Regions from separate parts of the Mus musculus genome. Here region 2 is linked to region 1. A link is a contact called in ENCODE POLR2A ChIA-PET data. All regions are on one chromosome and are shown on one strand. The core of a region is the stretch at or near the end of the contact, and the rest is flanking DNA. Distances in the headings are between cores, read along the strand shown. Region 1 holds the start of Fbxo47 (F-box protein 47). Region 2 holds the start of Stac2 (SH3 and cysteine rich domain 2).

Evidence for each region. ChIA-PET counts read pairs that join two places held with the same protein, here RNA polymerase II (POLR2A).
Region 2: POLR2A ChIA-PET joins it to region 1 with 10 read pairs in embryonic stem cell. The contact joins the promoter of Stac2 here to the promoter of Fbxo47 in region 1. POLR2A ChIA-PET finds 5 or more read pairs at or near these places in 4 of 5 experiments (Patski and embryonic stem cell).

What each region holds. Positions count from the first base shown.
Region 1 is chr11:97,881,787-97,885,435 of GRCm38, reverse strand. It overlaps Fbxo47 (F-box protein 47), which reads left to right and starts at 1,282. Exons shown (of 11, transcript NM_001081435.1): 1 at 1,282-1,513.
Region 2 is chr11:98,051,673-98,055,054 of GRCm38, reverse strand. Stac2 (SH3 and cysteine rich domain 2) reads left to right here and starts at 1,593. Exons shown (of 11, transcript NM_146028.4): 1 at 1,593-2,162. The coding sequence starts at 2,073.

The DNA of each region.
Region 1 (3,649 bases), core at 33-2,532:
TTTAACTGGTTGTTTGGTTTTCTTGTGTTTCTATGTGGATAGGTGTTTTTCCTGAATATATATGCCTATGTACCTGAGGAGTCTAGGAGGCCTGGACTACAAGAGACCCAGTCTCAAATAATATGTATCATTCTGTTATATCTTTAAGGCCTCCCAGACAGCCTGCCCCACTGCAGGCTTCCATCTGAATCAAGCCCTGCATACTGGATCATGATTTTTGTAATCCCAGCACTGTAACTGGCTCATGCAAGAGTCAGAGGTTTAGGCTAGCCTAGCACTACCCAACAAGACCTTGTCTCAAAGAAAAAGAGAAAAGAAAAAGACACAGAATCTGTAAATAAATGAGAATTTAATATTAAGGGCTTTGGGGGTGGGGTGGTTGAGCCAGATTCTCAAGTAGCTTAGGCTGGTTTAGCCTCCTGCCTCCATCGGGAAATGCCATCACACCAGGCATCTAACAACTTTTTAATGAAAAGCTCTTGTGACAGATCCTGTTGGCCCAGGGGAAGAGTGAATCGGAAACTGCCTTAAAACTGAGTGTAGGGATGGAGAGATGGCTCAGTGGTTAAGAGCACTGACTGCTCTTCCAGAGGTCCTGAGTTCAATTCCCAGCACCCACATGGTGGCTCATAACCATCTGTGATGAGAACTGATGCCCTCTTCTGGGTGTCTGAAGACAGCAAAAGTGGACTCCTAAACGTAAAGTAAATAAAATCTTTTTTTTAAAACCTGAGTGTAAAAAAACGTAGTGGAGCGTATAACTCCTCCAAGTTTGAGATCTCCATTTACAGCCTCCCCACTTACCCTACCATAAGAGCTCCCGTTTCTCCCGTTCAGCAACTTGGTGTCTAAAATGGAGGTAGCACGGGCTTTTAAGGGCCTCACTCCGAATAACATCCCTGAACAGGAGGGCACCATGGGAGCCTCTGCTTAGTATTCATGAGAGGGCGTGGCCTGCTTGGGGGCGTTTCCCGAGAAGGTTCTGGGTATTCATAAGGGAAAGACTGAAGAGCCGAGGTTTCTTTCTATTCGCGAGGGGGTGGGGCCTCCTCCCGTGCGTGGACTCCTGGGAGTGCTCCGAGCGATTCAAGAGAGGAGGCAAAAGAGCCGAGGATCCCGGCGTCTCATCCTTTCTTGAGAGGGTGAGGCTCCGCCCGCAGGGTTCCCGGGAGATCTCTGAATATTCATGAGGGGAGGGGCAGAGGAGGCGAGGCTGCTCGATATTCATGAGGGGGCGGAGCCTCCTCCCGCTGGGGCTCCTGGGAGAATTCTAAAATCTACTTGAGGCGACGGGGGCGCCCGAGAGCTGAGGACGCAGCTCCGGGGCGGAGCGGAGAGAGCGGAGCAGGATCCGCCCCCATTATCTGGCGGGAAAAGCCTGAGGAGATTTTTTTTTTTAATTTTTTATTTATTTTTATTTTTAAGTATTTGTGAAATCTGAGGATGGTGGGACGAGACGACTAAATCCCACTTTCCTGTGATACTGTAGCCGGAAAAACTGTCGAAATCTGTGGTAACAAGTGTTTTATATTCCCCAGTACTTCCGGTAGAAATAATTGCGTGTTTTTCAGCAGGTCCTATTTGATTTTTATGCGGGCCAGTTTCTGCTCTGGTTCCCTAGGTGACCTCTTTGGCGGTGTTTAGCGCTGGCAAAGGAACGTTAAGACAAAGCGCGGTGACTTGCTGGGGTATTTTTTCCCCTCCGGAAGAGGGTGTGGGGGCAGGGACGAGGTCGGCGCCCTTAGACCCGCCCCGTTCTCGGTGCGTGGGCGGGGCAGTGCTGCCTGTCACCGGCTCCTCGGAGGCCGAGGCAGGAGGCTCGAGAGTTCCACGCCCGCCGGGGAGCCACAAGGGAAAAACTGTATCCCATTGTCACAGGGCTTGTGCGCTTCGTACCTTCAGGCTAAGGGGAAAGCAGGAAGAGTTTGGTAGGAAATAGGTACTGTTTCCACAAAATCCTGCGCTCCTCCACCCCTAAAATAGGTCTGAGGGAGGAAAGGGAGACTTAAATGTTGGGGTTTTGTTTTCTTTTGTTTTGTTGGCTTTTTGTTTGTTTGTTAGTTTGTTTCCACTACAGTGTTTCTTTGTGAAACCACCCCAGCTGCTGTGGGACTTGCACTGTTAGACTCCCACAGACCAGGCTGACCTCGAACTCAGCCTTTGTCTCCCTTGTTGCTGGGACTATAGCTGTTCGCCAGTTGAGTCTAAGTTTTGAAATAACTGGGATCAGTTGGTTTTTGTTTTTTTTCTCTCAGAGATTTAAGTGAAAAATTATACATACACGTTATGTCTATACCCTTAATAGGTGATAAAGACCCCTGGGAGGAGGTTGTTTAGCCCCACACTAGTCTGACTAGGATGGAAGTTTCTGGAAGAAAAAGCAAATTTATGTTTTATTATAGTAAAAATACTTGAAAATTCTGTAGTAAGCATGGCAGTGGTGTTGCACGCCCTTAATCTCAACACTTGGTAGGCAGAGGCAGATGGATCTGTGTGACTGGATCTCTGTGAGGCCAGCCTGGTCTACTGAGTGAGTCCCAGGACAGCCAGCATTATTACACAGAGAAAATAAGGAAAAAAAAAAAGGTAAGAAAGAAAGAGAACAAAAGAAAAATTAAAATTAATAACAACCTTTTTAATTAAGTCAATCAGAATTCTTCCACTTGGAATTACATGAGGATATTAAAATACATATTCTTGTAGAAATACATGTATTGGCATTGAATTAAATTGTAATAAGATTACAAAATAGTATGAGTCCTTACTTTTTTGTCGAAAATGAATACATAAATACAATTTTCACAGTAATATAAACACCAAAATACATGAGTGAATTTAGTTTTCTTTCACTTAGCTGTGTTTTATAAAAATAAACATATTGTGTAAAGGTAGCCATTTTCACAATTACTAATCTGAAATTTCACTGAAATCTGAAGTAAAGCGCAACTATAGTCATTTGTTTGTTTGGTTTTTGAGACAGGATTTCTCTGGGTAGTCCTTGGTGTTCTGGAAATAGTTTTGTAGATCAGGCTAGCTTCAGACCCAGAGATCTGCCTGCCTCTGCCTCCCACCACCACCCTGCTTCACAATTTTTTGTTGTTGTTGTTTTGGGGTTTTTTATTTGTTGTTGTTGTTTTTGTTTTTCGAGACAGGGTTTCTCTGTATAGCCCTGGCTGTCCTGGAACTCACTTTGTAGTCCAGGCTAGCCTCGAACTCAGAAATGAGCCTGCCTCTACCTCCGGAGTGCTGGGATGAATGTTTTCAAATGTGTAACAATTTTGACTTGTTGTAAACTAAGATGTAACATAACAAGATAGATAAGTATCAATGTGGTTTTTAAGTTACTTTGTATAGAAAAAAAACAATATTTTTTTCAGCTATATTGTAACTCTTTGGTGGAATGTCTTTCTTGCCTCCAGTTCCTTCAGAGACCTTAGACTGGAGTTCCAAAACAAAGGGTACGGTTTTTTAACTAGAAGAGTAGACTAATACAAAGTCACTGCGTAATGCTTACTTTGCCTTTAAAGTGTTATTGTTTAGTATAAGCAAATAATCAATGATTTTAATATCATATTTAACAAATTCCCTTTAGGAAGTGACTGTAAAATCAAGCCCTGTAAACCCTTCCTAAGACTTATCTGTAACTGTT
Region 2 (3,382 bases), core at 344-2,843, 170 kb before region 1:
TTTAGAAGAGCCTAACTTAGAGAGGTTTGGAGACTTCCTGGATGATAATGGAAGTCCATTTCTGCTCAAGTCCAGACAGGAAAACTAAGGCTCATGGTTGCCTGATTTTCCATCCACAACGAAAAGCTGTCTGCCCTAGCCTTTTTTTCAGTTTGAGTTTTGTTTTATTTTTATTTTTTATTTTTTTGTTTTTGATTTTGGTTTTTTGTTTTTAGTTTTTAAGACAGGTTTCTCTGTGTAGCCCTGGCTGTCCTGGAACTCACTCTGTAGACCAGGCTGGCCTGGAACTCAGAAATCCACCTGCCTCTGCCTCCCAAGTGCTGGGATTAAAGGCGTGCACCACCACCGCCCGGCTATTTTTTCTTTTGAGATAGGATCTCACTATAATCTTAACTGGTCTGAACTTACTTTGTAGATGAGACTGGCCTGAAATTCACAGAGAGATATGGCTTCCTCTGGCTCTCGGTTGCTGGTATTATAGGCATGCACCACCATGCCTGGTTTGGCTTCACTTTTGACTCATTAAGGTGTCTTCAGTCTGTAACCTTAACATTAGGGAGACTGCAGCAGGAAGATGATGCGTTTGAAGCCAGCCTGGGCTACATAGTGCATTCCAGGCCAACCTGGGAGACATAGACAGACCCTGTCTCAAAAATAAAAAATGTAGACTGCTAGGATAGTTTTTTGTTGTTGTTGTTGTTTTGTTTGGTTTGGTTTTTTGAGACAGGATTTCTCTGTGTAGCCCTGGTTGTCCTGGAACTCACTCTGTAGACCAGGCTGGCCTTGAACTCAGAAATCCTCCTGCCTCTGCCTCCCAAGTGCTGGGATTAAAGGTGTGTGCCACCACGCCCCGGCACGCTAGGATAGTTTAAAATCATTCAAGTATAAGGGCCTGACTTTAATCTCCAGCCTCTATTTAAAAGGGCCAAATCCACAGCACTGGGAAAGTAGACAGGATTTCTGGGGCTCCACGGCCAGCCACTCTAGCCAAATTGGCTTACAATGAGAGACTCAGACTCAAATTTCTTGGTAGATGGCTCCTGAGGAATGGAACTGGAAGCTAACCTCTGCCAACCAAACTCACACGTGCGCTTCTCATACAGTCAGACATAAGAGCACGCGGATCATAAACACACACAAAACAGCCTGTTCTCTGCTTCAGGGAGCGTCTATAAGTCTAGTAGTGGTATGTATAATTTGATGAGATTCTAGAAAGGCATCAAGTTAATGGGGCGAGCGGGTCTTTTTCTCTGTCAAGGTGCGGCATCTTCCAATGTGCACTATCAGAACGCTGTAACTTTGATTTTCCTCTCGGCTATTCTGCGGCATCCTCGAATTATTTGCATTTCCAGACTCTAGTATCATTGTCCCAGCCCTCCTTCAATTTTGTCTCCCCACCTATCGGCCCCCATTTCGGGCTTTCCATTGTAAAACTACCCCTCCGCTTCTTTACCCTCCAAACCCCTCCCCATCTTGTCGAGCCCCCCAAGACTCCACCCAGCTGGCCCTCCTAGCCACCACCGCAGCCAATAGCTGAGAACCTTCATTTGCATAGCTGCGCGGGGGAGTGGCGGAGGGAAGGGGGAGGGACCAGGCGACCTCCTAAATCAAAGTTGGGAGGCTAGGACTGGGCGGAGGGGCCGCCGGGTGCAAGGCTGGGGCCGGCGCGGGGAGGGGGAGGGAGATGGGGGGCGGGCGCAGAGGACGGCGGAGCCGGCCGGACTCGGACAGCTCGGTCGTTCCCTGGCTTTGCACATCCGCGCATCCCTACTTCCCTCCTCCTCCCGCGGAGCGCAGCATCCTCTGCAGACCCTTGGTCCTCACACCCCGGGTCGTCCAGCTTCCGCGGCTCGGGGTAATTGCCTCCCTCTCCCCTGCCACACCGACAACTTTCTCCCCTGGTGCCTGGGGTTAGGGGGCTGCTTTGCCTGGGAGGGTTTCTCCTGGGGTCACTGAAGAGCTGCCCCTGGAGAAAGGCTTGAGAGTCCCAAAGAGACGCCCGCCACTCACAGCCTGACCCCAGCGGGCCTGCCGTCGGGTCTCCGCACCCTCTCTTCCTTTATACCCCAACCATGACCGAAATGAGCGAGAAGGAGAATGAACCGGATGACGCGGCCACCCATACCCCCCCAGGGACCGTCTCCACCCTCCAAGAAACCAAGGTAAGTCGTGGGGTGCGAGGCCTGGCCCCGCCCGGGCATCTCTGACTTGGAGCGCTGATCACAGTGGCTGGGTCCCTTTGGGGTTACGGAAGCTAAACCGGGCCCGCGTGATTCCTAAGGCTGCGCGCCGTGCCGGGGAAGGAGGAGAGGGTTCGCGACGAGGGGACCCAAGGAGCAGATCACACGAGCACGACCCGCCAGAACGCGCGAGGCGCCGACGCGCTCCGGCTCCCTCCTGGGCGGTTGTAACTCGGCTTTGTTGGAGGGAATCGGCGCAGCGGAGGCGCAGGGCGTGTGTGGCCGTGTGTAGCGGGTGTGGGCCGGTGTACGCGCGCGTGTGTGCGTGCGGGGCGCACCCTCCCGGGGCCGCCACATCGCTGTCTGCGGCTCCCCGGGGCCCCCTCTCTCCTGCCTCTGAATTCCTAGCCACAACCGTCTCCTCGGAGCGTGCAGACTCTCCGCTTCTCTTTGCTTCCCTACGTGCTCCTCTGTGTGTCTCCGGCGTCCCTCTCTGACCCACAGCAGCCTGGCACGCACCTCGCGGACCGGTTAGGCTGGGGGCCCGAAAGGCTGCGGCCCCGGGTGCGCAGCTTTCAAGCCGGCGCTGGGGGCTGCGGCAGCGCGGGCCGTCGGTGGCGGGCGGGGACCCGGAGTGTTGCGGTTCCAGAGCCAGAGGCAGCCCCACCCCCCGCTTGGAGAACCAGGAGAGGGGAGGAGAGAGGGCAGAATCAAAAGAAGAAGTCATCGTAATTAATGAATGTCATAATTAACCCTAATTATCTATGATTGTTACTCTTGCGGGAGTCACAATGAATAAATTATTCTCCTATGAAGGCAGGCGGAGCCCAGACTGCGGGCACTGAAAGAGGTGGGGGAGGCTGTCGCTTACATTCCACCTCCCACTCCTAATGAGTCTGCCCCCTCCCCAACTTCTAGATGTTCATGAAGTTCTGTGGGAAGCTATCTGAGCGCCGGGAAATGGGAAGAGAGGATACTGTGGGAGGGAGCCCTCTCCCTTCCCTAGACTTCAGGACAAGACTTCCTCCTTTCTCCCTTCCACCCTGGTGTTTGTTACCGTCCTGGTCCTGTGACCAAGCAATACGTGGTGAGAACCAGAAATGGGCGGTGTCTTGAGGCTCTCTGGGGTCACAAGCTCCTACACAGCACTTCCTACCGACCATCTTTCTTCTCTGTCCATCTTGACCGGACCCTTAAGAATA